Linked DNA regions of Homo sapiens: region 1 is linked to region 2. The links are chromatin loops, found by intact Hi-C in ENCODE. Cell type or tissue: endothelial cell of umbilical vein. All regions are shown on one strand. Links, peaks and the distances in the headings refer to the core of each region. The heading gives the core; the rest is flanking DNA.

Evidence for each region. Hi-C counts contacts between places; a loop is a spot of excess contacts. Peaks named below come from ENCODE experiments on the same cell type or tissue, not always from the same donor. Only the 100,000 strongest peaks of a DNase experiment are listed, where the experiment ranks them.
Region 1: a loop joins it to region 2, with 6 times the contacts of the local background. A loop is called at or near these places in 3 of 110 quality-filtered maps.

The regions. Positions count from the first base shown.
Region 1 is chr7:95,908,175-95,924,120 of GRCh38, forward strand. The region is part of intron 6 of DYNC1I1 (dynein cytoplasmic 1 intermediate chain 1); the gene reads left to right. Among named protein-coding and RNA genes, the nearest start is that of DYNC1I1, 140 kb to the left of the region's middle. In endothelial cell of umbilical vein, for the core only: a CTCF peak has its summit at 8,591 (motif pointing right); a DNase peak (open chromatin) is centred at 8,587; H3K27me3 peaks cover 1,400 bases.
Region 2 is chr7:95,716,009-95,731,954 of GRCh38, forward strand. LOC105375409 (a long non-coding RNA gene) reads left to right here. Exons shown (of 4, transcript XR_927774.3): 3 at 1,099-1,168; 4 at 3,174-3,893. Among named protein-coding and RNA genes, the nearest start is that of DYNC1I1, 49 kb to the right of the region's middle. In endothelial cell of umbilical vein, for the core only: a CTCF peak has its summit at 7,759 (motif pointing right); DNase peaks (open chromatin) are centred at 3,013 and 7,773; H3K27me3 peaks cover 140 bases.

The DNA of each region.
Region 1 (15,946 bases), core at 5,292-13,291, 190 kb after region 2:
GGAGACTGCACTTATAGAGTTTAATAAAAATGTATCTATCATAAACTTAGTTTCTAAAACAATAAAATATTTGTTTATAGAACCCTATCATGGAGCTCTCTAGTTTTGCAAATGAGCTATTTTTCCACATTTCATTCTATAAGCAAGCATTTGACACCTAAATAGCGAGCTGTAGATTTAACATCTATTGTGTTATACCCTAAATATCAAAGATTTAAAAAAACACTGGTAGGCACTATTGATGAGACCATGAAAAGAGTTTTGAGGAAAATAATGCAGCCTTTTGTACCAGAAAACAGTAATAATAAAAAAAGTGAATGACTCATGATGCTCATAATACACCAAATGGCTAAATATTACTGGTTGAACAACTCTTCAACTCTGATTTCCTGAGCATTTTTCTAGCTAATCTGTAGGATTTAGCATTCAGTCGTCTGGCCTCTCTGGGTGGGGCGAGGGGTGGGGGTTCATCCATAGCCAAATGCAGGAGAGCCTCCTTGATTGCTCACTAGCAGCCCAGGAATCTAGGACTCCTGGTGATTTTCCCCAGCGGTTGGTTTAGAAAGTGTGCAGGCTTAGATACATGGAGAGCAGAGTGCTCGGCAGGGCATCCCCAGTGGAGCAGCACTGGAAAGCTGGCATCACCACATTATCATATCCAGAGTCATAGTAAAATGTACCTTGTTAAATGTGATCTTGGCCTGTAAAGAAACAAAAGACTACTTTTAAGACAAAACATAAACTGCATTACAAGCCAGGGAGTAGGGTTGATGGGAGGACTATGGGACGGCAGTGGGGGGAAATTAGAGAGTTGGGCACAGCTCTCCCAGACAGTGTCTGAAGAAAAAAGACTGTGTTTGTTCCTGGAACAGACCAAAAAGGGAGGATGTGAAGACTGATGAAATACCAAAGAGAGACTTGGGATAAAGACAGTTCTAATTGAAAGGGAAAGAATGGCAGGACAAAAGTTCATGGGGAGGAGAAAGAGGAGCTCAGTAATGAGACAGCAGAAAAAAAAAAAAAAACCCAGCTGAAAACTCTGGAGAAACTTGGAGGGTGGGAGGGGGGTGGGGGGGGGGGGCGGGGCGGGAAGGGAAAATACAACTTGGATATTTTTCGAACTCTAGCAGCAACAAGGATGTTTCCTAACCACATCTTTGGCTGTGAGAACCTTGTTGTTGGAAATTACATGTAAAACAAAAATGTGTCCAGATTCCATTTTGTATCTATTCATTTTTAAACCTGTGTTTATTGGGCATCTTCTGTGTGACTACATTGCACTACAGCCGGGGTTTCAGGGGGCATGGCTTGGGCATGCTCACACTCTGCTGTCCTGGAATGTGAAGGAATTGGATCCTGGGCCATGAAAGGAAAAGAGGAAGGAGGAAGAGAAGGACCTGGCAGAAGGAATGAGGGTGAAGCTGGAGTGACTTTTATAAAATATAAATAAATCGCATCACCCCCTTGCTTAAAACCCTTCCGTGGTATCTGGTGCTCTTTTTTTAAGGAAAAATTGTATTATTTTAATTATTTTTATGTACAGAAAACTCAACAGTGTACATTTAAGCCACTTTGGTGTGACAAGTTCTTTAACCTTTGCCTCTTCGAGCTTGGCAGTGCGAGCCACAGACTTGGGACCCAGCATCTGGTTGCTCTTGAGATCAGTCCAAACTCCTTGCTAGGTGCTTTGAGACCTGCGTTACCTGGACTGAGCCTCGTTCTCCATCCTGTTTCATCTGTCTTTCTCTCTCTTTCTCAGATGGTCATTTTGGGGTTGCGCTTGATTCAAGTGCACTTCAGAGGTGGTCCTGGGTCAGAAGACTGGCTGCAGAGCTGGCCCCACTGTTAGGCCACTGCAAGAATCTCCTTGCCTCTTTTCCTTGCATTGTCCCCACCTTGTCACCCCTATAGGGATGCTGTAAGGATGAAGGCTTTGCTCTTGCTTTGTTTGACCTATCTGAATTGGAGGACTCAGAATTCTTCTTTCTCCTTTCATTTCCACTCAATATTGAGTCCCTCCTAAGGCCTGTGAATTATTTCTTCATATTTCTTGGATCCTGTACCTTTCATGTCATTCCCAGAGCTAAAACCCTAACTCTAGCCATTATTACATCACACCTGAAATAATACAGCTTCCTAAATGCTACCCCCATCTGTTCCTCCTCCCACCCAGATTAACTGGCATTCAGGACTTCTGTGTCCAGGAGCCAGATGTTTTGTATTTTCTGTTATATTATCTGACAGCCCTAGCCCTTCATCCATGCATGTATAATCCATGTAAAGTGGACACTTATCCCTGGAAGTGGTAAGTCTTGAGCTGGGCTCTGAGGCATGGATTAAGGTTTAGAGAGGCTGAAGGGCAGGACAGGGCCTCCTGGGCATTAGCAAGGGTTTGGAGGCAGGTGTGCTGGGGCCAGTAAGTAGAGCAGAGAGTAATGGGAAATCAGGTTGCATTGGGCTTTGGCTGCCTTGTCAAGGCATTAGAAGAATAGGAATCAGTACAAGAATTATGGACATTTATAGGTTACAGACTGGGTTCAAGTCCTATTGCTGTCACTTATTAGTTACATGAACTTTGAAAGTACTCAGATTTCTCACCTGTTAAAGAGGCAATAGCACCCCTCACAGGGTTGTTTTGAAAATGAAATCAGATCATACATACATGTAGCTCACAGTTGCTCATGACTAGCATGTAGTAGAGGTTGGCCGTCGTAATATTGGCCATCATCATCTTTATCATCATGACCTTTGTCATGATCATTATTTTTTTGGATAATGGTGAATATTAAAGATTTGGAATTTTTTAAAAACGAGAGGTGAGAAAGGATAGCATGGTAAAAGCTATGCTTTGAGGGTGTCACATTTTTAGGAGGTTAGCTTGGAAGAGTTCTGAAGAGGCATTCTCACTCAAGTGTGGGGATAGCTGGGCTACTCTGCCAACAGCTATGATGATGTTTCCAGACACAGTATAAAAAAATAGACCAACAAGGCTTGATAATCCACAATTGTCAAAAATTAGAACAGAGCAGGAGTCTTGAAGCCAGGGAAACTTCACAGTTTTGGAGGTTCGAACTTGTCAGTGACCAAAGTGAAGTGATCTGAAGCCAGGAGGTAAGTCATGATGGCGAGGAGAAGTCCAGTCCAGAGGAGGAAGGCATTCAGATTCTGAGAATGAGGCAGATTATTGGAGTGGGGCCGGTGGAGAGACCCCACAGAGGTGACACAGGTGACACTGAGGCAGTGGTGGTATGTACTTCTCTGCTTCAGTTAAGGGTCAAAAAAGGCTGACCAGAGGTGAGAAGAAGGAAAGCAAGGAGGGAAGGAACAATATCAAGCACTCCTCCTGAGAAGTGGCTGATTGGAAATGTGCCCATGAAGGACACAGAGGCCCAAGCTTACATTTAGGAAATAGTTGAAACACTAGGGAAGCAGGAAATAACACACTCTAAGGCAGTGATTCTCAAATTTGAGCATGCATCCCAATCACCTGGGGGGCTTGTTCAAACCAGGTTGCAGGGCCTCATCTTTTGACCTTCTGGTTCAGCAGGTCTGAAGTCAGGTCTGTGAGTTGCACGTGTGGTGAGGTCCCAGGTCAGCACCTGCTGCTGCTGGTCTAAGGATCTCATCTTGAGAACCACTACTTTAAAGGGGGCTATCCTACCAATAAGATAAATTAGAAAAATGTGTATAGCTAGTGTTTCAAGGTCACTGCAACTAGTTACAGATTATCTGTAAGAAGACTTCAGAGATGATAAAGCATGCCCTAATCTGCAGGATGAATTCCCAAGCACTCAAATTTGTGAACAGGTAATCCAAACTTTTTAAGGCTGCTTGTTTAGCACTCACTCATCACTTGAACATCATTTTTTTTTTCTTTTTTGAGAAAGAATCTTGCTCTGTTGCCTGGGCTGGAGTGCAGTGGTGTGATCTCAGCTCACTGCAACCTCCACCTCCCAGGTTCAAGTGATCCTCCTTCCTCAGTCTCCTGAGTAGCTGGGACTACAGGCATGTGCCACCACACCCGGCTAATTTTTGTATTATTAGTAGAGAGGGGGTTTCACCATGTTGGCCAGGCTGGTCTCAAAATCCTGACCTCAGGTGATCCACCCGCTTTGGCCTCCCAAAGTGCTGGGATTACAGGCTTGAGCCATCATGCCTGGCCCACTTGAACATCTTGATGCTAAGAAAGGAGAGGAAAGGCAGTTCTGGAGTGAAGGAGTTTATCTGGCTTGTTCTGTTCTCCGTGGTATGAGGACATTTGCCTTTGATACGTTTAATCTCTCTTGTTCAGGGTGTGCAGTGCATGTGGCTCAGGTTGAAGAGCTGGTCTTTCCCACTCCTTGATTTGCAGGGACATAGAGTGAATAATTAATAATGAGAAATCATGTTCTGATCATGTGCAGGTTCTCCTGCCAGAAGAATGCCCATTGAGGCACCTCTCTAGCAGTAGAGAAGGAACCGTTCTAGCCAGACATGCAGGCTTGCCCCCTCTTTGACCAACATGCCAGGCAGCTTTGGAGGCGGGAGGAGGAAAGGCAATCTGTTTGTGTCCATTGTCTAGAGTCTCATTAGCACCAGCCCTGGTCAAGGACTAATAACCCACACTTTTGTCCTTCCTCTGCCTTTGTCTGAATCAGCTTCTAAACAGTGGGAGGACCACCTCAAAGGCAGGAGATTGGTGGGCTACAGACCAAGATGGACTTCCTGTATCTTAGTATTGTGGCAGTGGATTGGTTTCATGCATCCTTGGAAATAGTTACTCCCCCATGCTCCCAAAATGAGAACCAACTTTTGCAAGTTGGCTAAAAAAAAGAAAGAAAGCAAGCTAGTTAAATCCCTTTGATTAATGCTCTACCACTATTGGCAAAAATAGTCTGTTAATATTTTTATGTAGACTTTTCCTTTGGCTTGTTTGCTTAAGGTGAGCTAGTGTCTCTTTCATTACTTGCACCTCTGGTTAGGAGCCAGAGCCTAGTTCATGGTTCTATCCTGGGTGGGAAAAAACAGATGTTAATGTGTTTGCATCTTCATATTCATATAGAAATATTATTTTTTAGTTCTCTTGAAATTTCATAAACTGATCCTTGCTAAGTAAAGTGGTCCTGATCTAAAAATAGAACAGAGCTCTTGAGCGGAGGTGGGGGCATGGTGCCACACATATGAAAGAGAGCTGGACATGGTAATATGGTTTGGCTGTGTCCCCACCCAGATCTCACTGTGAATTGTAGCTCCCATAAACCCCAGGTGCCATGGATGGGACCCTGTTGGAGGTAATTGAATCACGGGGGCAGGTTTTCCCATGCTGTTCTCGTGATAGTGAATAAGTCTCACAAGAACTGATGGTTTTATAAAGGGCAGTTCCCCTGTATGCACTCTCTTGCCTGCTGCCACATAAGACATGCCTTTGCTCTTCCTTTGCCTTCTTCCATGATTATGAGGCCTCCTAGCCAAGTGGAACTGTGAGTCCATTAAACCTCTTACCTAGTCTCAGGTATATCTTTATTAACAGCATGAGAAAGGACTAATACACATGGGTAACACATAGAATTAGGGAAATGGCATCCTTGCCAGTCTTTTGGATTATGAGTCTGATTTTTAGTCTCTATTCACTAATAATGCTATGGGTTTAATAATTCAGTTGTCTGTAGTTGTGCTTCCTAATCTTTTTGCATTAATATCAGAGTATTTGCATGGAACACTGGGATAAATGAAGGAGGTAGCCCCATCCTCATCCCAGGGCTGAGGATATCAGTTGCTTACAACACACTTGTGACCCCTTAGTGGCACACCAGGTGAGAAGCTCTGATCTTGGGCAGAATTGTGCATTTGATCTGTTTGCAAGCCTTTTAGCTTTGACCTGTTTCATGGCCAGAGCTATACATTCACCCAGGCAGGGACTGGGTTGATAGGTTTATTGGAAGTACCAGGCAAGAAGGCCTGAATGGGGCACCAGACCTGTTACTCCTGGAAAAACAATTCAAAGCACATTTCATCTATGACATCATGAATCATATTACTATTTTCATTTTCTTTACTCACTAGGAAGCTTTAAGCCACTTCCAGTAGCTGAATAGGATGGGGCTGCTTTCTTGTCCATGGCTCTAATATTTCCCCTCATTAGAACATTCCTGATTATTTACTGTATCCTTTTGTATTATGGTTATTTTTATAGGCCACTTGAAATCCTTTCTGCGGGTTGTGGATTATGGAAGAGAGCAAATAATTTAAAAAGAAAGCTCAAAATACACTTCTTACCCATATTGGGTCAGTCATGTCTTTTTTTGATGCAGACAAAATATTTTCACCCTTTAATAAAATTGGTAACTGAATATGGTATTAGTCATAATATGAAATAATGTTCCTTTTTAAATGTGATGATCATCCTGCTTTATTTCCCCATCTGCAAGATGAGAATAATAATTATCCCTTTGAAAATATCATATGGTCAAATTAGTTAATGTTGGACAAGCATTTCAAAATGAAACTACCTAATAATTTATTAGTGGCTCCACTGGTGTGCAATTTGAGAATGAAGTCTGCGTTTGAGGAATTGGCATTTGCATTAATTCATGTTTTCCCTTAAATTCATTACAGAGGTCTAGTCTGAATTCTCCCGGCTGGGTGCCAGCTGTGCCCATCTGTGGCACATGGTCTCGTGGCCTTTTCCTCCAGAAGTCTTGTTTGAGTAATCAGAAGTCATGTCCTAAAAGGGAAACTGAGCAAATGAAATTGCTCATGTACTTCTCTTAAATGGAATCACTTGTTTGCTTTTTAATTAAGATGAGACTTTTGATTAAAGCAAAAATCTGGTGGCATTTTATTTTCTACTCTGTGCCCCTCGAGATCCATTGCTTGACCCTGAAATGAATGATCTCAGTTATATCTTAAATGACATAGTGAATTAACTGTATTTCATGTGCCAGCATTTCCTTCATGTTACTTAGATAATTAAGTTCTTCCTAATTCAGAAAGCGTGACATTTTTGTATGGTCACAAAGACAGCCAAGGAGGACAAACACATAATAACGAACTATAGTAATAGCTATCATTCATTGAGCACTTTTGTTCCAGAAGCTTTGTGCATTATTATCTCCAGTACAACCCTGAAAAGTATTTACAGATCAGGAGCCTGAGATCAGAAAGATTTGACTAACACGAACAAAGTCACATAGCTAAAGAGATGGGTTGCTGGGATTTGAACTTACATCTATCTCCAGAGCTTTGATTTTTCTGTTTAATTTGTATTTTATAAACCCAAATCATTGAAGCATATTTATGTTTTATTTCTATACACTTCAGGTAAAGCTATTTTTTTAAACAATTTATTGAATACCAAGAAGAGTTATGTCCTGATGGAGTGGGGTCAGATTAAATGATTCTCCTGTTCACTTGGAGCTATAAAACTATATAAATCTATATGTGTGAGAAACTCTCACTGTATTTAATGTGTTTTTTTCAGTGCTACTGTCTACAGGACTCTGGCAAATTGCTGTCAAATAAAAGTCATAAATTCACAGAATGCAATTCCTCGTTGTCAATGAAATGAAATGAGAAAATTTCTCTTTTCACTCAAATGGGCTATACATTTATACGATCTAAATTCCCATATTAACAAAAAAAATTTTAGTTGTTTGCTTTCCAGTTAGGTTAGGATATTTCTTCTGTTTAAGTTGGGATGTGCCAATAAATAGGGTTTCCCATTGCAGCTCACAGGCAGAGAAAGTGAAACTGCGCTTGGTAGTCTTTTCATCCGTATCTGTTCAACAACAACAAAGTGATCTCCCCAACCTGAAAAGAGATTGATTTGCCTTCAAGTAAATACCTAGTTATCAGTACTCTTAGAATCTGTTGACTTTTGAAGCTTTGAGATTTGATTTTTCTCTAAGAATATATGCCCAGCACTATACCATTCTGTCTGAACTGCTTAACAAAGAACATCTAGAAGTCATACTGGTGCCCATATTTAAAATATTTATTTAAAAGAAACTAGCCACAGATGGAAATATTTCTAACTAAAAATTATCTTTCTCAAGTATAAAAACATTTCTCAAAATGAAATATTTCCCATATAAAGTCACTTCATTGTGGGCTTAGAGAACTTTATTTTCCATTGCCAATAAAAGCCTTTGATTGGCGAGCTTTTCTTCGCCTTAAATTTGAAACTGGAGTATGTAAGCAGAGTGTGGATCTGAGTGGAAAAACTGGCCTAAATTATGTGAGTTTCAGAAATATCACTCCATGTTTATTTGAACAGTTTCCTCTAAAGGGGAAAATTTTGTTTAATATTTGAATATGTTTATTTATAAAAACGATAGAATAATCAGTAGACATTTGTGTTCTATTAGATCTGAGTTGTTCTCCATTTTCTTTTTGTGTTTTCCATATAAGGGCCGAATTTTCATATATCTTATGACAGAGTACTTACCTGACCATTGAGAAATAGCTACGATTTCACATCTGACCTTTATTATGTGACCATTCATTGTTTTTTTGACATACGCAGCCTTCCCTCGGACATTTCCCTGTCTCTTAAACCCAGTTTTGCCGCTTTGTCCTGTCTTGGATTCCGCACGCTGCACAAAAAATGGCCAGTAGAGGGCGCTGCTGGCTTACTTTTTAGAAAACTGCTCACAGCCTGATTTCAGCACTTTCAAAAACATGGAAATTATCTTAATTCAGTCAAAGCAATCAGAACGAGAAAACTGTCTTAAATTCATCAAAGTTGTTTCTTTGTGTCTTTTTCTATTTCGTTTCCCCAAAGGCATCAATAAAACCAGGCAATTAGTGTTTCTTCCCTTTTCTGCGGAGCCCTTAGCTGACCCACAGTAAGGATGAGTATGGTAGTTGAGGGCAACCGGGTGTGATTATCTAATTTTTCCATCAGCTTGAGGTTCTTATGTGAAAGTTGTATTCATGGAGAGCCAAAAGAAGGGGAAAATAAAAGCCTGTTTACACTTTCACTTTCCAACCGGCCTTGCCAGTTATCCCCTGACCTGGTGCAATGACGAGAAAATATCTGTGCGACCTTGGCCTCTGGATTGTGGACTGGGGACGGGGTGTCCGTGGCTTCGGTAGCGAGAAGCGGGTGGGAGGGGCATGATTTTATAGACTCAAAAGCTTTCTCTCCTTTCAGGCAGGCAGTGCTGAGAGGTGATCGGAGGAAGACCTTTTATATCCCTTCCAGCACCTCCATTCTTTGAGATGAACTATTGACAGTCCCTCAATATTTATAAAATATTATAAACTGCTATGTAAATACAGCGTCAAGTCGAACTTTCTAGCCAGAGCTCTCCCGAGTACCCTTCCAAAGAAAATGCTATGCTTAAGCACCTCCTCCTGAGACATTCTGGAACCCCCACCACTTATATAGGTATATTTACAGAACCCCATCCCCAATCCCTTCAGTCATTCAAAAACGGTACAAGTTGCTGAAGACGTTGTGGTGAAATAGAAAGTATCAAAAATACCACGGGAATTGCATTTGCTAGTCATCTTTGTGATGGCGTCAGTTTGTGCCAACAGCATCGTGATAAAGTTCTCAGTGGATCTGAACTTTGCTTCATGTGGTTTTTCTTCACCTTGTGGGCACTGGGCACTCGCCGTCCTTCATAGCTGGTAGGTGCCACTTTTGGCCGGCCCTGTAGCTGGCTGCAGTCGGCTGTCCTTCCACAGGATGAAAAATGTCTTCCATTAGCTAATGGCTGTGTTCTCCGTGAAACATTCTGCCCCTTGGCCTGGGGCTGCAGGAGAGCATCAATCAAGTCTCTTAGATGAGGCCTCAGAGGACCAAGGGAAATTTGTATAATCCTGAACTGTAAACATGAGGACCAGTGGTTGAGGTTTTTGGATTTGAACAACATTTAAAAATGTCTATTTGAGTATCTAAAGTAAACCTTTATTTTAAAGAGAAGCTGAGGCTTGCTGGGTGGCCTTCAGGAGGTCAGCTGACCTTTCTGCCTCCGTTTCCCTGTCTTCAAATTGGTGGAGGGAGCAAAAAACCTTACTCTTCTGTTGCACAGGAGAATCCATTTAATCTTGATTGATTACATTAAATAAGGAAGTCAGGCTTTCTTTATGCCACTTCACACCTTATGGGCCACATTATAATTTCCCTGCCTCTCGGTCTAAGTGTCCACTAGTGATCACTGCCTGGTGTGGTTTTTTGTTGGTGTTGTTGTTCCTGTGGGTCTGTAGTTTTCCTTTCAGCCATTTCCTTTCTCTTGTTCTTCTCCTCCCCACTTGCTAACCAAGGAAGAAGGGCTAAGGGGCTCCCCACCCTTCCTGGCGGTGGCAAAACAGCTTCTTGTTCATGAGGGAAATTGTGGAAGCATAGATGTAAAAAGGAGAGAAGTATGTGGGTGTGTCTGTGTGTGCACACATGTGCATGTGTGGGTGTGCATGTGTGTGCCATTTAGCAGTTGCCTTTTTTTGTGATGGTTTGTTGCTGTTGGCACCTGTAAAAGCAGTCAAGCTGAAGAAATTCCTTTGGAAAAAGAAAGAACTAACTTCCTAGAGGTGAATGGAAGGTTGCTGAGGCCTTAAGGCGAAAATTTATAGAGAGCTGAGTTTTCTCTGTTTTCCTTTGCATTGCTTATTTGAAATTCTTCATTGTTAGAACACAGTTTTGTTTACCATGCCCCCCATTATTTTCCCTTAAACAATACCATAAATATTATCATTTGGGGAACAACCTCAATTTCCCAGAATTCATGACTTTTCCATTTTAATAGACAATGTATCAGAACTTAAATCTTGTGAGATCTTCTTAAAAGAGTACTTCTCAACAGTTTTAGGAACTGTTTTTTACTCTAGCCTTTGAGGACAAGATGGGAGGGACACTGAAGAAGTTGTTCCTTTTGTACAGAGTAGGCAACTCAGAAATATTATGGAATGACAGTTGAATGACAACATGCTGATTGTTTGCTCAGTAATAAACTAGAGTTTTGCTGTGTATTTTTATATATTCATATAAGGCTATGCATTCTTGCAAATTAGCAATTAATTCTACTGAAATATCTGAATAATGTTTTCCATAGGTTACACTATCCCCCTCACAAAAATAAAAAAAAACTAGACATAATATTTTGTTGCTGACCCTATGTTACAGACTTAGAGGTTTTTCCAAAGACTAGGAAGAAAGTTATTTCTGGGTTGGCTAGCTAGAAATATGCTATGCTAATTTTATCTCTAAATACCATATGATATCCATTCTATTTTCATAAATATAGATTAATTTCACAAACAGAGTTAATCACGTTTGATGTTTGGTTTCATGTTTCTAAATAATTTAAAAATCAGCTTCTTTTCATGGCCACTTCTAGGTAAATATGTAAAACAAAGTAAAAGAGAAAAAGTTATGACATCATATGAGAAAAGCTGCAACAATTCATAGTTTTAATTAAGAGGACTAGTTGGACTCTGGGCAAACATTTTATTGTCCACCAACTAAGATGTCCTCTCTGTGTGAGCTGTCACATACCAAATCTAAAAATCTGTTTTTGATATTTAAAACAGCTCAAAATCAACATGAAAATTGGCATGCTCTTCTCATATATAATTTGGGGAAAAATATGAAGTGAGAACAGGAAAGATGTATTAACTTCTTAAAAAGTAATCTTTAGGAGCAAACTGAAAGAGTTCCCAGTGGTCAAAGCTGGAACTACTTGAGCAATGAAATGAATAGCGTATTATTGGATTATTCTCAAAAGTAGAAAATACATAGCCAGGAGTCCATAATAAAGTAAACGTAAATGATGTAATAAATAAATATAAAGAGAGAAAATAGACAAATCTCCCATACAGAAGGATCTCAGATAATTTATGTAAATTTTGTATCTTCAAGGAGGTGAAGCATAGCTCCCCACACCTGAAGTGTGGGGTTGTGCATAGCAACTCCTTTCCAAGGAGCACAATATGGAAAGCGGGGGAAGGAGTAATCCTATAGTCGAGGAACTGGACAGACACTGCTTCAGCCAGGCGATCAAAGTCAACATCAACAGCAATGAATCATGTTAGTAGCATGTGCCTTTAGAATGAGATGAGGAGCATGGCACTTTACTTCTGTAGTCTTCCTCCCCCACACCCACAAACCCCGTCTAATCATGAGAAAAACATCACGCAAATTTCACTAACAGAATATCAGAGAAAATACCTGACCTGTTTTCCCAAAAATTCTCAAGGTTATCAAAAACAAGGAATGTCTAGTGGCACCTAAGGAGACATGATGAATAAATGCAATGTGGTACCCTGGATAAGATCCTGGAACAGAAGAAGGACATTAGGTAAAAATTAAGAATTGTAAGTAAAGAATGGATTCTAGAGTGTCCGTATTGGTTGAGACAAATGATGCAGTAACGTATGATGTGAACAATAGGGAAAACTGGGTGAGGGGTCCATCCAAAAGGAGACTGTATTGCCTTCGCAAGTTTTCTTTACACTAAAACTATTGTAAAATTAGAAGTTCATTTAAAAAAATAATTCTTATTATCATATACTGTTCCTACATCTCAGTGTCATTATTTTCCTAAATCTTGGTTGATTTTTAAGAGATGACTTTAAATTAGACAAAAGAAAACAGGTTCTCCAAGATTTGCTATCATACACATTTATTATTGTCATAGGTGCCATTTGCAGCGCTCTGAATACCATGGTTGCCTTTGCTTATAAATAGACTTATAATTTTATCTTACAGAAGGTGTTTATTAAGAATCCAAAGTATGAGAAAGTTCATTCCCCATTTTTAGGATTGTCATGACTATCCTTGGAGGAGGATTCTCTGAGTAACTTAGTAGTAGATGGCCGCTTTCACATTCAGTCAAGAATTGTGTAATTTTCAGTTGATGGTTTAGAAACAATTAAATGGTCTCCCCCTTTCTGTGCACATTGCTATTAATGTTACAGCTATGTTCATAAAACCAAGATTGTTATAGTCTTTATCGACATGACATTGTATTTTCTTGCATTAGTAAATCCAGTACTTTTAAAAGAAAGTTAAATATATTTCCTTTGAGGTGAAAAAACGACTTTTCCATCCAAAAACTGGAACTGTTCATAAGATGTGTAAAATTTACCCTGCATATTGATAAACCTATCAAGATTTTGGGGGCTTCATTGTTTCATGACTATAAAGAGTATGTTATTATGACTATGAAAGTTCAAAAATATTACAGATTCCTAAATATGCCATACATCTAGAGGACAAGGAGACACTTTCTGGGAGAGCCCTTGTGTGAGGCCCAAGCCCCAATTTCAATCCATTATTACCTTTGTATTCATTTCAGACCAAGTCTAGCTCTTTCCACAGTTTCCATCTTAGTGTTCAACTACAGTCTGGGACAGACTTTTCTGCCTACAGAAAGAAACACATGGTCTGGGCTTCATCATCAAAACTCCTTGTGTGATCTTGGGGTCTTTGAGGAGCCAGTGGGTTCTTCAATTGTTCTCTTGTCTGCACACACCCTGGTCACCTTCCAAAATGAAATCCCGGGAGTCAAATGTGCACCACATTTATGAGCGTGTTGACTGACCAGTGACTCATGAGACTATCACACAACTCATGATGAATATGTCGTTTTCCTCTTTAAAATGACTGCTGTGCAATATGGTTGTGAGCAGTGTGATCCTACAGTTTCCTTTTAACCCAGTAAATACTTGCTGTCTTATTCTTTGAAAGAATAGTTTAGTCATTTTGAAAGAACTGAGTGAGCAACTGCTTTGTGCAATTACTGAGTATTGTATCTAGACTTGAGACAAAATAATGTCCTAGTAGATTTTACTTCATCTTTTAAACACACACAAGAATTTAAATTGTTAACTAGAACACACTTGAATTTTCCCATGTTTAATCATTAAAAAGGCAAAACTTAATTTCATCAAGTGCAATCAAAGAATTTTTCATAGTAGCAATTAAAAAATATGAAACTGGAATTTCAATGACACAAAATTAAACAGCTGCTGTGTTATATTTTTAATCTTCATTCAAATCAAATGGCAAATCGCATTTTTCTTCAGGATTTTTTTTTCTTTTCTTTTTTAATATTAGTGTGTGTAAAGGTGGTTTCAGTAATTCAAAAACCTTCTGAAACATGCTGCGGTATATTTGGAAACATATTTCAAACGTTACTCTAGAGTGAGTAACCCTTGTATTTCTGTAGGACACAGAAGGCAAAACTCTTTGGAGAAGGACTGATTGGTTAGCTTGCTTTGGCATGAGGGAACTTCCAACTATATTGAGCTGTTTAACTAAGGAAACCAAAACCTATTTTGCTCGGTTTGCCTTTCTTTCTGTACTCCATGTGTGGCATTTACCATAAGAGAAAGTAAAAACCACACATGAAGCTTGTGTCCTTCTCATTCCTTCCTATTTCCATGCTGGGGGAGAAGGGCTATTTTTGTGATACCCAGACTTCCCCACACTTTTATGTGTAAGACAACGAGCTGGGACATATGTAGCTGATATATAATTAGCCAAATGGTATCTTTTTCACCCCAGCACAAACACGTTCCCTCTGATTTTCCTCATTGACTTTTAGGTTTAGGCACTAAGGAAAAGCAGCAGCCCCCGGTCAAACCAGGACTCCAGGTTTTGAAAAAACTACTTAAATACTTTTAAAAGGTAGAACTATTTAATTATTTGTCATTTCAAAGCCTTCCAGTCCTTCTTAGTTTACCTCCATTTTTTTTTCTAAAAATGGAAATTGAGTTCTTTGGTCTTGAGCACTCTTAGTTCTAAAGACGTATTTTAGCTCATTAGTTCTCATCAAACTTCTCTCCTGACCCTATTCTCAGAGCGGATTTTTCTAAAGTCATATTTGCATTTTTAATTCAAATTAAAATTAATTTCAATTAAAATTTGTTTTAATTCAGAGTTTTAATTTCTTCAGGGACCTTCTGTTTTCATATCTTTTTTCTTGTTGCACAGGGGATTGTTCTGAGGCTTAGCTGTTCTCACACCAGCCAGGACTACACGTACAGTGACTTAAGTGGTAAATCAGTCTTTGGGTAAAGACTTCAGCTCACCATTTTCTTTAATTATAATTTACTGGATAATAAGGGAATTGCTTTGGCTAGTAGAATTTATTTGACCAGGATAAGGTAGGACAAGAACTCTGACTTATTCAATGTGAAAACCCAATGACCATTAGGACATAGTTAATAAAGCAATCTGAAAGAGTCACTGATAGTAATTTTTTTAAAAAATAGAGAGACCCCCTACACTGACCTTGTAAATAGTCTTAGTGCCCAAAAGAAGTAAAATGTTGGAAGAAAGCCAGTGACAAAGAACTTGTATTTCGCTTATTTTGCCATCGATGCCTTATGAGGTTTCTTGTGAAGCTTAATGAGACAGTGTAAACCCTGCTTTGTAAATGTAAGGTACTATCCACACGCAAAATATTATTATTATTACTAAATTATAGGTTGTGTTACATGGAGGAATACTGTACTCAAACAATCATTTTTGTGGGATAACAACATTTTGTAGCTTATTTGCAAAAGTTCTCTACACAGTTAAAACAATGGTATGTTGATTGGAAAGCAATTTAAACTTTCCCATAATATTTGTTCAACATTCTTTTCATTGCTTTAAACAAGATGCACCCATTCAGAAATTATATAACATCATTGTACAAATGGCATTTGAGTGAAAGGGAAGGTTATAATGAAGTATTATCTACCAATACATTTTTAAAAATTCAGGTCCTGCATAACAATTACTTACTGGAACTTAATAGGCATAATGGCTATCAGGAAGTGACACCAAGGCATGGGAAGAATTTTGTATGTTCTTCATATTGGGCACCTCTTTATAGCCGTATTATTTGCCAAGGAAAAACAAGAGAGGGTCATTGCTTTGTACTTTGGGGCCATTATTGAGAACAGTTTTCCCCATTGGAGTGTGATGTCATCGACCTATTGGAAAGCATACATGGGCACTGAATGGATGATT
Region 2 (15,946 bases), core at 2,806-10,805:
GAGGAGTTAAAAAGAAGAATGAGACATTTTTGGAGATGAATATGTTCACTTTCTTTATTGTGATGATGTTTAATAGGTCTATACAGATATCAAAAGTTTTCAAATTGTTGAGTTAAATATGGCCACTTTACTGTATGTCACTTATACCTCAATGGAGTTGTTTTAAAAACCTGCTCTCCAAAACGCATGGCTAAACACATGAAAACACAAGTCACATATTGGGAGAAAATTTTGCAAAATGCAGATAATCACTTCCACTTCCACTAAGATAGAGTAGACTACTTTCTTCTATCCTTCCAATATGTGTAACTAAAAATCCTGGACATTATGTAGAAGACAAACATAAGAATACTCTGAAAGGTGGAAAGAAGGAGGCAGACCAGCTAAAGATCTTGGGACCTAAGGAACACCACCATAGTGAGTTCCCTGGGTTTTCTTTTTGCCTTATCTATTACATACTTGGAGATAAGGAAACTGGCAAGCTAGAAACTTGAGTTGAAGCAGACAAAAATAGCCATGACAAAAGCCTGCTCTCTCTAGCCAAGTACTAAAAAAGGAGCAACCTGGCAAGATGTGAAGCTTTTAGACAATAACTACTCTACTCCAACCAAACACCACACAAGAGTACTGTAACCCCACTGCTACCAATGTCAGTAAAGGCCGAGTGGGAGCCTACACTTCCACCTTGGTAAGGCTGTAATGAAGCACCAACATGACAACGGAGGTGGTGTCAGAAGAGACCAAACAAGAAGCCGGAACTTTCATGTTTGCCAGCTTGTAATGAATCCCCCCATCCCACCATGGTGTCAGTGGAGGCTAAAGGGCGGTCTAGACTTCCACTCTTGCCTGTTAATAACAAGGAATCTCTTTCTTTCCTCTACTGAGTTGGAGAACAAAGAGGCCTAGTGGAGAGTCAGGCCTTTCACATTGCCCACTACTAACAAGGTCAACTCAGCCCTGTTAGTGGAGACCACACAGGGAGTTGCTGTATGAATGTATTCAGGTTTAAACAGAAAATCCCTTGTCAGGGAAGAGTCGGAAAGATATCAAATTGTATGAAAAAACAATAATCTATAGATGTCAACATTTATTTTTCAGCTCTGTTGTTTGGTGAATACTCATTTAGGATTGTTAAATCTTCTTGGAGGATTGACCTTTTTATCATTAGGTAACTATCCCTTTCTGTCTCTATTAATGTTCTTTGCTCTGAAGTCTATTTAGTATTGTATAATGTTAATAGAGGTTGGGAAGAGAGTACAGGTAGAGAATGTGGGTGTGGATGTGTTACAGAAGGGCAACATAGAGATCCTTCTGTTGATAGAAATGTATTTTTACTGTATAAGTGTCAATATCCTAGTTGCTATACTGTACTATAGCTTTGCAACATATTATAATTATGGAGAATTGAGTAAAGAGACACATAGGATCTTTCTCTCTCTCTCTCTTTTTTTTTTTTTTTTGAGTCTTGCTCTGTTGCCCAGGCTGGAGTGCAGTGGTGTGATCTCAGCTCACTACAACCTCTGCCTCCCAGGTTCAAGTAATTCTCCTGCCTTAGCCTCCCAAGTAGCTGGGACGACGGGCATGCACCACTATGCCTGGGTAATTTTTATTTTTATTTTTTATTTTTTTAGTACAGACAGGTTTCACCTTGTTGGTCAGGCCGGTTTCAAACTCCAGACCTCAAATGATCCACCCTTCTCGGACTCCCAAAGTGCTGGGATTACAGACGTGAGCCACTGTACTCGGCCTAATTATTTTTAGTAGAGACAGGGTCTTGCTGTGTTTCCCAGGCTGTTCTTGAACTCCTGGGCTCAAGCAATACTCCAGCCTCAGCCTCCCACTTAGCTGGGACTCCAGATATGTGCCACTATGAATAACTAGTTTTTAAATTGTTTGTGGCAACAGGATTCCACTATATTGCCCAGGCTGGTCTCAAACTCCTGGCCTCAAGTGATTCTCCTACCTTGGCCTCCCAAAGTGCTGGGATTACAGGCATGAACCACTGTGTCCAGCCTAACTTTAATTTTTTGATTCACCTTTCCAACTAAGGGTTTTACCCTATTGGTGTCCCAGTTTTATGCAGTGGTATCCTATATGACTTTAGTCTTATGGAGGCCTGAAGGTTTGCTTCTTGCAAACGTCCTGTGAGGCCACCAGATAAAAAATTCTGAAATTCCTCACTTGATTATCTTGTTCACTACTTTTTGTCTTCTGAATTTTTTTGATACCTTTCTACCTTAACTTTAAAATTTTCAGCTTGCAAATTTAGGAATTTCTTTTTCAGGAAAGTGAAAGTTTGTTTTTAATTATTTTATCTAGAGTTTTTGTGTTTTTTTTCCCTTAAAAGTATGTGTATATTTTTTTCTTTTTCTTTTCCTTTTTTCTTTCTTCTGTCATACTGCCAGAAATAAGAGTATTTCCACAGTACTATTAAGTAGTATATATTTAGTCTCATACAGTATGAGGGGGAGATTGAGAACCAAGAATCATGAATAGTACCTAGGTTCTATTCTTTACTAGCTATGTGATCCCCAATACTTTTCTCTTTTTCCTGTGTGTCATCTTTTCCTGGTAAAGAATGAAGGGCATGGGCTAAATGATATCTAAATCCTCATCGCTTAAAACTTGTACTGTTTCAATATTGTGGTATATTAGAACAACCACTGGCCTGGGAATCTGGAGTCCTGACTTGGTTCTTCTGCTTTCTAGCTTTCAGCTTTTAGACATGCCACTTTACTTTCTGAGTCATCATTTATTTGTCCACACACAAGAAAACAAAAGTGATAGTATCTACTTGACAAGATTGTTGTCAACATTAAATTAGACATTATTTATAAAACTTCTTGGCATGTAAGAGGTGACGATTAAGTCTTAGGAAGATCCACGTATACAGAATTCAAGGATCTCTCAGGTCCATTTACTGTTCCAAAAATCTATGATGTCAACTAAAGTTAGTGCTTAAAAAAGAAACGTTTTGCTGCAATTCTGACATGCACTCTCTAGAGGTCTCCATTACCAAACAAATCAATGTATGTTTTACTGTTGGTTATGGAAGTTCAGAAATGAAATCTATCAATCTCTTGTAAGATTCAACATTGTCCAAAGAGATTTTTTTTTTTGCGCTTTCTACATCGTATGATTTTTCTGGTCATATTTGCTCTCTTCTCTTTCAGGTTGCTGAAGAAGAATCTTACTCTAGGGCTCACTAGCAACTTTGGACTGGTGATGTATAAGACATTATATATTTCTGGGGTTTTTTTTTTGCTTTTTTTATTTACAAAAGGTGAATTTAGTTGTTTCTCTCTCATTCCCTTAGTTCAAAAATGATTAGCCCCAGATATTGCCCTATTCTTTTCCAAATTCTGGTTATACATCAAAATAAACAACCAAACAAAAACATAGGGTTAGGGGAGATTGGATGAAAGAAAGAAGAAGATGAAAGAAAGAAGAAAAAAACATTCAAAGGCAATGTTTTTCTTAACTGCTGTTCCCTTCAGTAAGATATATATTTCAGGCTGTGTCCACAGCACACACATATTTAACTAAAACAAACATTTGACAAAGCAATAGTTATCCTTACAGAGGGATATGACACTTTTATATTTCCTGTTCTAGTCTATCCTTTTTAATGGTGCTTTTGACACACTAATTAAGTCCATAAACCACGAAGGGATACCACCAATGGTTTGAAAATGATATCTTAAGGAGATGCAAAAATGTGAAAAGAGGGAGTTTCGTTTCATATGTAATACGTACTAACTGACCTAGACTTTGTGAAAGTGGTAAAAAAAATCACAGTGTGATTTCATTTCTATAAAGAATGCACATCCATATAGACTCCTTCAGGCTGGGTAGGAGGCAGTGCTGGGTTGTGCTTTCTTCTTTTTCTTTCTTTTTTTTTTTTTTTTTTTTTTTTTTGAGACGGAGTCTCACTGTGTCGCCCAAGCTGGAGTGCAGTGGTGCGATCTCGGCTCACTGCAACCTCCGCCTCCCGGGTTCACGCCATTCTCCTGCTTCAGCCTCCCCAGTAGCTGGGACTAAGGCACCCGCCACCACGCCCGGCTAATTTTTTGTATTTTTTAGTAGAGACGGGTTTCACCATGTTAGCCAGGATGGTCTCGAGCTCCTGACCTCATGATCTGCCCGCCTCGGCCTCCCAAAGTGCTGGGATTACAGGCGTGAGCCACTGCACCCGGACTGTGCTTTCTTTTTCAATCGAGGTTAGAGTTGGCCATGAGGGAACTTATATAAGATTTGGAAGGCAGAAGCAAAAGAGCAGCCATTACTCTCAGAAGGTCACTGTGGTTGGATATGGTGTTGGCCAATAGGTCAAACCTCCATGTCCATCTGCTCTTTCTTATGTCTTGCCCTGATATCCAATAGCAGCCACAGCTGATCAAAAGATGCTTGGCTACGGATCCACAGAGAGGTGGTTATGCAGAGGTAATAGCTTCCCATGCATAGCCTTCCACACGAGCTCCTGTTCTTGATCCCGCTTTGCTAGTTGAACATGCCTGCTGCTCAAATTTCCGTGCGAGCCTAGGGTTTGGCTTGCCTACACCACTGCTCCTAGGCACTCTGGCTAGGGACTTTGCTATCTGACTCCTCTTCCAGACTTTTGCTTCTCCAGTACTGCCCACATTTTTGTAAGATCTAATTCCTACTAAAAAAAAATTCCTCTTTCCATAATTCTTATCATGATTCTGCTTCTTTCACTGAATCCTGGATGATACAGATAAGTATCAATCAGTCAACAGTAGTTACCTCTGAAAACGGAAATAAAAGTGATTAAAAAAAAAACCATAAAGAAGGCTGCAGACTTTTCTTTGTAGATTTCTAAATTATTTGAAGTTTTACAATAAAAAATGTACTATTAAATCAAGTTTAGTCTAATGCTTCTCCTTACATATCTTAAGTTCAGCCTAAAGGTTTTTCTGTATATAGTAAACTATAACTTAAATGGAGACTGTAACCTACTCTTATGCCAATCACTGAGTTTTGGCCAATCAAAGGGGACCAATCGTTCAAACCGTGTTCAAATAAGGTAAACGCTAAGCTATAATCAATCCGACTGTTTCTGTATCTCACTTTTCCTTTACCTGTCTATAAATCTTCTTCCACCACATGGCTGCCCTGGAGTCTCTGAGCCTACTCTAGCTCCTGAGGCTGCCCGATTCTCAAATCGCTCTTTGGTTAATTGAACTCTGTCAAGTTTAATCTGGCTAAGGTTTTTCTTTGAGCAGTACTTATATATTACCTACATGATCAAAAGAAAAAATGAGAAAAAAGGAAAAGGATGTTTTAAAGATACTAAAGCACACCCAGAAACAGAAAAACAAAGTAGAACATAAAATTGCCATTTTCCAAATGTCCAAAAATGGATGTAAGTGACTTTTATATTCAGGTAAGTGACTGTAAAAGTAGTTGTGAAAAAAAAGATAACTGTTCTCAACTTTCCAAAAATTCAGTATCCTGGGGGAAAATGTGGGAGCAATGTGCCAGAGCCATGTTCTTCTGTCCTTAAAGTGCATAGAGATCACCTTGAGATTTGGTTCAAAAGTTGATTTTGATTCAATAGGTTTGGGGAGGGCCTCAAATTCTGCATTTCAAATCAATTTCCACTTGGTGTTGATAATATTGATTCACGAATCACACTTTGAGTAGCAAAATCCAAGGAAGCTGAAGAGACATAAAACCCAAATGCAATGCGTGAACTTAGATTGTTTATTGTTTCAAGAGGGAGAATAAAGCAATAAAAGTCATTTGGAGGACAATTATAATAGAAAAGTTAGAATGTGGACTGGACATTATAAAATATCATAACATTAATTTTGGGGGATAATATTACTATGATTCTATACAAGAATGTTCTTTTTAAGAAATATATTCTCCCAACTGGGCACAGTGGCTCAGGCCTATAATCCCAGCACTTTGGGAGGCCGAGGCAGCTGGATCATGAGGTCAGGAGTTCAAGACCAGCCTGGCCTAGATGGTGAAATCCTGTCTCTACTAAAAATACAAAAATTAGCCGGGGGCAGTGACAGGAGCCTGTAATCCCAGCTACTCAGGAGTCTGAGGCAGGAGAATCTTTTGAACCCAGGGGGCGGAGGTTGCAATGAGCAGAGATCATACCACTGCACTCCAGCCTGGGCAACAGAGTGAGACTCCATCTCAAAAAAACAAAGCAAGAAAAAAAAAAAGAGAAATACATTCTGATGTATGCAACTTTCTATAACTGTAAAGATAAATTCCTCTTGCTGTCAGTTAGTTTAAAAATGCATAATTAATTTAGTAATTATTTTTTCCTAAATACAAAGAAGTGAAGAAACAGAGGCAGAGAATGATAAGTAAATGGCTCCAAATAACCAGTAGTTGGAGGTGTAGTGTAAGGTGCTACTTTGGAAATGACGATTTTGAATTCTTCATGATCCAAGTGTTCCTAGAACACTGCAACAGCTGAGAACTGCCCCCATCCTCCAAGTTCCAGAAAAAGGCTTACTGCAAAGAATTACCCTTCCCCAAACTTAGATAAGACTCCCTTGCTTACCTATGACAAGACACAAGTTCTCCATATTCCCATTTTTAATCTTATAAAAGATATAATAGCTGAACTGTTTTCCCCACTGACCAACTTTCTGCATCATATGATTTTCTGATTTGATCAACTGAGCAAAGTGCTGCTAACTTACTTTGACCAAGGAAAGTTTAGTCAGGCTTCTCTCCTTCCTGCAGACCTCTAAACTTTGTCCCCTGGGAGGTTAAGCAAGCATTGGAATTTGGAACAATTCCATATAACAACCCCTCTGGACCTCAGAGAATTGATACTTCCAGCTCACCTCTCTGATCACGACACCTGCTTGTCCTATTCCCCTTCTCCCAGTTCTTTGTAGCCTTGTTTACTCTTCCTTATAAAACAAAAGCCCTTTCTGCCTGACCATCGAGAGGCATATGGACCTTACAGTTAAGCATTTTCTCCATTGATTTCAATAGTTCTCCTCTTCCTATTGCAATAGTCTTTTTGAATAAAGTCACTGCTGACTTAGGTCCAGATGTGTTTTTTCATTTGACAGAAGTCTAAAGTGGGAGAGAGACGTCGCTCTGAATAAGTAAGAAGTCAGAGAAGGGGCGCAGGCAGGGAGTTGACAAGGCAGGGAGAGCCTTGGAGCAAGGACACAGGAGTCTCAGGAGCTGAATGCGACAACGGAGAAGGTCCCTGGAAGGGATTCTGATGACTGCTCAGGTGACCCTTCTGCATGACTCTGAAGTGTAACCTCAAAAATCATGTCGTGCATGGGGTAACTGGATTTCATCTGGAAAGTGGTGAAGGGGCTGATTGGTACCAAGCTGAGTATCTGGCTGAAACAGAAGCAGTGGGCAGACAGTGGCCATTAACAATACTGATAGCTAGTAGTTATCGAACTTGGGGAGTGTGCTAGGAGCTGGATGATGAACTTCAGATACTTCATTTCAAATCCATACAACTCTAAAAAATGGGCTTCATGATCCATATTTCACACCTGAAAGAATAATATTCCAGAGGCTATTAAATGCCTTCACTGAAAAATACAACTAGTAAGTGGGAAGCACTTTTCCTGGATGCCCTAAATTAAACATACCTTTGCTTGCAGTAGTTCCATCAGTGTTTATGGAACTTCTTTGTCTAACAACTCTAATGGGAAATCCATGATCACCCACCTCCAGCTATGTTCCAGCTATAGTGCTCTTCTGCTCAGCAAATAAACTAACAAATTCTCAGTTTGTCCTGCAGGTGCCACCCTTGCCATGAGATAGGTCCCCTGAGTGCTCAGGCATTCATGACTCAGGACTGCAATTGATCAGAAATTCTCAAAGAAGAAAGAAGCCTAATCATCTAATGTATGAAACCTACGTTTCAGGATCATGACCCTCACATATGGATTTACAGTTTCCTAGATCCAATAATTAATTAGAATTATTCCTTTTTTATATTTTGTTTTTAAAGTATTTGATCTATTTTTGAGTAGATAATACATTTATATGGTTCTTAATTCAAAACATATAAAAATATACAGTGGAAAAAACTCTCTTCTACCACTGTCACCCATTTGCCTAGTTTTTATGACCCAAATAGAAAAACGACTATTATTAGTTTCTTGTGTATCTTCCCTGAGTAATTTTATGCATATACAACCAAATATAAATATATATTGCTTTGCCATATTGTTCTACACGAATATTATACAAGCTGTTTTGCAACTTCTCAACATTAATATATCTTATAAATCTTTATTTTTAAACAACTGCATGGTATTTTATTATATGGCCAAATTATAATTCGTTTAATCAGTACTCTATATTTTAGGTTGATTTTAATCTCTGGTCTGGCACCGTTCCCAACACTTTACTTGTATTAGCCCATTTAAGCTAAACCACAATTCTATAAAGTACCATCAAGCACTGCATAACAACATTCTGTCAATGGCAGACCGCATATAGGATGGTAGTCCCATATGATTATAATACTGTATTTTTACTGTACCTCTTCTATGTTTAGATACACAAATACTTACCATCGTATTACAATTGCCTACAGTATTCACTACAGTAACATGGTTTACAGGTTTGTAGCCGAGGAGCAATAGGCTCTACCATACAGCTTAAGTGTGTAATAGGCTATACCTATTAGTAGGTACCACTCTGTGATGTTTGCACAACAACTAAGTCACCTAGCAATGCATTTCTCTTCAGAATGTATCCTCATGATTAAACAATGCCTGACTGTATGCATTTTTATTATCATCATTTGATAGATGAAGAGAAAAAGGCAAGGAAAAGTCAGACAATTGGCCCAAGATCACCCAGCCAGTAAGTGGTGGATCCAGAATAGCAAATGAGAGAAGACAGGGAGTTAGCAATACTTGAGGGTTGGTGCCCTGTGATTCTTCAGATGAGGGTGGGGTTCAGGATGGGAAGCCATGGACTGCCTCCCACCACCACACAGGAGAGGATGATCTATCTTCCAAAGATACTGTCCCTCTAGCCTGGGGATTTCCAGATTTCAGGACCCAGTCCATGGGTCTGGATGTAGATGTGTGAGGTTGTGTCAAAGAAGAGAGGAAAATAACCTCTCAGAATGGAACACGCTGAGATTCAAAGTAAAACAAGAAATTAAATGCCTCAGAGTACCTAGGGAATCTGCCCAACCTCACAACTCATCTATTGAGAGAAGTGGATGTGGTGGAAGAAAGCATCCCAGGCTACAAGCAGCCACTCTTTTTAAGGAGACCAGCTTTTTATCATTATCTTTATTTTGTACTTCACACCAAGGCCAAAAGATGGCACCTCTTGCCTCAGGTTTCTCTTCTGCCATGTTCCATCATCAGCCTTGTTGCTCTGGTATCTCTCTGCTAACTCTCTCAGACAAATCTTGCCTTCTTGACCCCACTGACCTTCATTATGCCACCTCAGTTGGACTGCTGCTAGCACATATGGTGCCTTTGTGCAAATTAGAGTCACAGCTGGATGTGCCGTAGGTCTGGGATCCAGAAAAATGAAGCTGTTCCTTTCTCTGCTCCTTGGTCTTTCTTTTTATGGGATGAGCATGAAAACAACCTTGCATTTTGGCCAGCTCCTTTATGTGCAGCCTGGCAGCACTTTGCCTCAGGCCTGCCCCTCACACTGGATTATTTCCTGCCCAAGGCTTTTTTTAATTGGTCTATTATCATAGTAAACTGGATGGGAAACTGCTGAGCACTCATGTATGTATAACTCAAAAACGTAGGTCAGTGTGATGGTTAATTATATGTGTTAACTTGCCCAGGCCACTGTATCCAGATATCTGGTCACACAACGTAAAATTCTGTTTCTGTGAAGATACTGTTTAAGATAAGGTTAGCGTTTAAATCTGTAGACTTTGAGTAAAGGAGATTGCCTTCCATAATGAGGGAGGGTATCATCCAATCAGTTGAAGACCTTAATAGAAAAAAACTAACCTCCCCCATAAAAGAGGGAATTCTGCCAGCAGATAAACTTTGGACTCAAACTGAAGCATTAAGTCTTCCCTGGGATTTTGGACTTTCCAGCTTCCCAATTGCCTGAGTCAATTCCTCAAAATAAATCTCTCTCTCTCTCCGTCTACCTAGAGAGATGTGTGTGTGAGTGTGTGTGTGTGTGTGTGTGTGTGCATGTGGTGTGTTCTCTGAAGAACCCTGAATAATCAAGGCAGTTATTGCCCTGTGCAATAACCTTCACTAATGTGAGGTGAGAGTCAATGAGTAAATTTTCACTCCTTTCTTTCCCTGGATGTACAGTCCTGAGTTACTTTTAGGCATCAAGCTGTATTCATTTTCTGTTGCTGCTGTAACAAATTGCCACAAACTTAGTGACTTAGAATAATGCAAATTTTTTATCTCCAGTACTTTAGGTCACAAGTCTAGGTTGGCTTGATGGGTTTCTCTGCTCTGGGTTTCAGAAGACTAAAGTCAAGGTATCTGCTGGCTTAGATTCTTTGCTGAATGCTCTGAGGAGAATCCAATTCCAAGCTTATTTGTGTTGCTGGAAGAATCCATGCCATGTCTCCAAGACTGCTCTTGTCTCCAGTTAGGGAAGTTCTCTGCCTCTAAGAGCATATGTGATTAGATTGGGCTGGCTCATCTATTAATTTCAGATAATCTCCCTATTTTAAGATCAGCTTTTTAGTCACCTTAATTACATCTGCAAAGCCCTTTCATAGTAGTGCCTATATTTGAGTTTGGTTAAATAACCAGGTGATGAGTATCTTCGGGGAGATCTTTAGAATTCTGACTATCACATAACCAGTCATCCATGGTGGTAGCCAACTTGACAACCCGTCTTTGTATTAGCTTTCTATGCTTTCCTGCTTTGCTTTCACTATCTCTTACCTTTACTTCCTAGATCATAGCTGCCAATAAAGTGTTGGAGTTTGAGCTTTGTCTCAGGCTCTGCATATTGGGGAACCTGTCTATAGTACTTGTAGTGGACCTTTAGAGTAGGCTTCAGGATGGGATTCTGAAACTGGTTTGCTCACAAGTCAGATGGCCATAAGGGACCCATTCCTGAAGTCATGCAGCAGCATGGCATAACCTCTGGCATTTCAATTACCGAAGTTCTCACCTGTGGTTTGATGCAGTGAGATACAGGTGGCAAATAAGATTGTAGGTTACACTCTGCTTATGGCACTTGAATGATACTGGAATAATGATAATCCTATAAATTGTGGACAGGGCTCTTCTTTCATCTTAAAAATTGAACATTTTTTTCTTTTGAGATAATTGTAGATCCATAGACAGGCATAAAGAAATACAGAGAGATACTGTGTACCTTTTATCCCCCAATGATAATACCTAATAAAACTATAGTACAATATCGCAACCAAAACATTGACATTCATACAGTCAAGTTACGGAAGATTTCCATCATCACAAGGATCCCTCATGTTGCTTTCTTATAGTCACATTAATTTCTCCGGAACTCCCAGATGCTTTATCCCCTGACACCCACTAATCTGTTTTCCATTTCTATAATTTTGTTCTTTTAAGAACACTACATAAATTGAATCACATGGAATGTAAAATTGGAGATTTTTTCTGACTCAGTGTAATTATCTAGAGATTCAGCTGAGATGTTGTGTGTACCAATAATTTGTTTCATTTTACTGCTGAATAGTATTTCATGGTATGAATGTGCTGCAGTTTGCTCAGCCATTTACCCACTGAATGACATTTGAGTTGTTTCCATTTTTTTGTTATTGAGTTTTAATTTAATATCATTGTGGTCAGAAAACATATGCCCTAAGAATTCAATATTTATTTTTAAGTTAGATTAGATTATGATAAATTTCATAATTTCAGTGATCCCATGGGATTAAGCAATCAGTCACACATATGGACAGCCAACTTCATAACACATCATTGTTCTGGCCTTCCCTGCTTCACTACCATTGTTTCTCATGCTTGCTCCATGGATCACACTCTTTAATAAGATATTGGCACATGAGCTTTTTTCTCAGGCTCTGCTATTTGAGAAACCTAGGTCAAGACAGGTGTAATTGCGTGTTAGCCTCTTATGGTTGCTCGCCATAATCTCAGAACATGCTTTGTGTACTAGTGCCCCTTGTCAGGAAGGTGAGATAGAAGCTGGGAAGCTGGGGAGGAGGTTCCAACATTAGTTTAATGTGTTCTTGGTGATTCCTCAGGGCCTGAAGCACATAGTGAATTACAAAAGGTAAATCAATAATCTAGGAGAAAAAGTTTATTACTTTGCAGAAGGGGCAAAACAATAGGGAATACATTTTAGAAAATCATTTTGAATATATATCCAAAGGAATTGAAATCAGTGTGTGAAAGAGATGCCTGCACTTTCATGATCATTGCAACTTTATTCACAATAGCTAAGATATGAAATCAATCTAAGTGTCTATCAATGGTAAACTGATTTTTAAAATGTGGTGTATATACACAATGGAATACTATTCACTATTTCATTAAAAAAGGAAATTCTGTCATTTGTAACAGCATAGATGAATGTAGAGGACATTATGCTAAGTGAAAAAAGTCAGGCATAGAAAGACAAATACTATACGAACTCATTTATATGTGAAACCTATAGAAGTTGGTCTCATAGAGATAGAGAGTAGGATGATGGTTCCCAGGGGATAAGTGTGGAAGGAGAGTAGATAGGGAAAGGAGAGATGTTAGTCAAAGGATACAAAGTTTTCAGTTAGACAGGATGAATCAATTCCAGTGATCTATTACACAGTATGGTGAAATATAGTTAATGGTAATATATTGTATATTTCAAAATTGTTAAAATAAAAAAAATTGTGAATGTTCTCACCACAAAGAAATAACAAATATGTGACTTGGTGGATTTGTTAATTAGTCTGATTTAATCACTCCACTAAGTGTACATGTAGCATAACATCAAAGTTTGCCCAATGTACTATGTTCACTGCTTCAGTGATAGGATAATTTGTACCCCAGAAATCTCAGTGTCACACAATATACTCACATGAAAAACCTGCAATATACCCTCTGAATCTAAAATAAAAGTTGACATAAAAATATTTACCCAATAAATATAAACAATTATTATTTGTCAACTAAAAAGAAATGAAAAGAAAAAAGGGTCAGGCGTGGTGGTTCATGCCTGACACTTTGTGGAGGCCACAGCAGGAGGTTCGCTTGAGCCCAGGAGTTCAAGACTAGCCTGGGCAACATAGGAAGGCCCCATCTCTACAAAAAATAAAAATAAAATAAAATAAATCAGCCAGGAATGGTGGTGTGTGCCTGTAGTCCTAGCTACCTGGGAGGTTGAGGTGGGAGGATTGCTTGAGCCTGGAAGGTCGAAGCTACAGTGAGCCAGGATTTTGCCACTGCACTCCCGCCTGGGCAACATAGTGAGACTCGGGCTCAAAAAAGTAAAAAGATTGGAAAAAAATCATCCTGAGATAAATTATTTTGGAGACCATATTTAAAAATTATTAATTAAGGCCAGAAAAATCATGTCTTAGAGCCCTTAGGTATAGTTGATCATCACGGTATGCATGAACTCTGGAAAAATTAGGATTTGTTTTTAATCTATCATGAACTGAACAAAAGTTTAACCAGTAAATTGTACTTTTAATTTAGAATATTGAAAACACAAATTTAGATTGTCAGATTAGAATCAGTGGTGTTATATGTGTTTGTTGTCAGCCACTCATGAATACAGATAATAATGAGAAGAAAGATATCATGCCTGGTAGGATTTTTCCAGTCTCAGACAGTGACTCAGGGTATTTCCAAGGTCCCTCAGCAGAAGAAAGAAATGAAGTGTTTGGAAGTACTGATATCCTCAGAAGGATGTTGGAGAGTAGAGTATATAGACTACTGAAGAAGGCAGGGTTGGAACTGACCTTGTAAGGGTTGGCACTGCTGCAACTTTGTGACATATGAGGAACACATTGTGTCTTAACTGGGGATGAGCCCACAGCCTGGAAATATTTCTGAGGTTAGAGTGTTGAAGTCCTATGGATCCTTTAAGAGAGAGAGAGGTGGGAAGAAACCTGTGAGCAACCATACTGAGAACTCGTGTTGGATATTGGATTTTCTCAGCCCTCATAATATTTCACATAAATTTCAACTTGGAAGGCTTGAAGTGGTATCATAACAGGAGTACCCCCAAGTAAAGGAGACCATAGCATCAGTTAGGTTGATTCAGTCTGACAATGAGATCATAAATTAAAATTCTTAGCTGTCAAGAAGGATATGTGGGTTAAATTTTCAGATTTATATGAAATGCAGTACTCTTTTATACTAGGTTTGTGCAAAAGTGATTGCAGTTTTTGCCATTAAAAGTTAATGCCAGTAACTTTGCCGTTAAAAGTTTGCCATTAAAATTAATGGCAAAAATCGCAATTACTTTTGCACCGACCTAATAGTATAGACAAACATAAAATGCTCACTAGTGTCCTTACCACTGCTAAATTGAGCATAAATAGGCAGCAATGGATAGCAGCTCTAGAAACTATCATCTTTGCATTTATGATTGGTCAGGCCTGAGAAACAGAAATGTAAATGTTTCATTGCATTACCAGTCTCAAGTCTCTTGTCATTTGGGATGAAAAAGACTTACATCCTGAAGGCTGTACTACCTATCGGCAGCCATGAGTTATGTAACCTAAAACTTTCACAGTCATTCCACATGAGACTGGAAGTCTGGCAAAGAGCCCAGTGGAAAGATTCAAGGTGACAGAAAATAGTGGAGGCTTCAAGTAAGGAAAAAATGAGTCTTTTCTAAAGGCCAGAACCTTGCTCCAGAAATGGCAGAAACTAACACTAACTAATGAGGGTTTCCAGAAGGTTCTGTTATACCTCATAAACGGGTTGTGGAAAGAGCTAATACTTTCTCAGCTACATCACCTCTGGGTACTAAGGATATGTATGACGATTGTACCATTGAACTCTGGCTAAACTAACCAGAAAATGAATGTATTACAATGCTATTATGCAGCTCACAGGTTTGACAGGAAAGTTAAAGACCTTAGCTCAGATAATGGGCAGACTCCAGGGAGTATGGGAAGCAGACAGCATATCCACTGTTGTGCCACAGGAATATCTGTTAGAATCCCACTCCAGTGCCTGGTGCCATATTGACTCCGCCACCATGAACTATCTCTAACTTTCTCTGTGTTTTCAGGTTTCTTCTTCCACATTCAAAATCCCAGTTAAGGAGGAGAACATCTGGTGTCCTTTAAATTTTCATAGTGGGATTAAATTTCTGCTTCTCACAAACACTCATGTGCTGTGGCGTTTTGTTTTTATTTATTTATTATTTAAATTTTTAAATTTTTTTAGAGATGAGGGTCTCATTCTGTTGCCTAGGCTGGAGTGCAGTGGTGCAAACACAGCTCACTGCAGCCTTAAACTCCAGGGCTCAAGTGATCCCCTCACCTCAGCCTCCTGAGTAGCTGGCACCATAGGTACGTGCCACCATGCCGAGCTAATTATTTTCTATTTTTTGAGTTTCTCTTTGTTGCCTAGGCTGGTCTCAAACTCCAGGTTTAAGCAATCCTTCCACTTCAGCCTTCCAAAGTGCTGGGATTACAGGCATGAGCCACTGTGCCCGGTCTTGTTTGGTTTTAACAATATAAATGGGATCTGTTTGCTGGGCAACCAAAGATGACTGTCAAATGTCAATCCTGTCCGTGCCACTGGCTGCCCAATATCTGACATGCATTCTTCCTCCTCTAATTGCATGTCACTGAAAAAACTTATAAAATATTGAAGCTATTTATTATTTGTTTTTTAAAAACAGAATTTGTTTAGATATCTGTCAGAGTTTGGAGTTTTCTTTGTGGGGAAGGTTTTATATTAGTGATTTAGTTTCTTTAATATTTAGTTTGCATTATAGAAATTGTAAATATTTAACCATGTAGGTCTGTTTAGATATCTATTTCTCCTGTCCA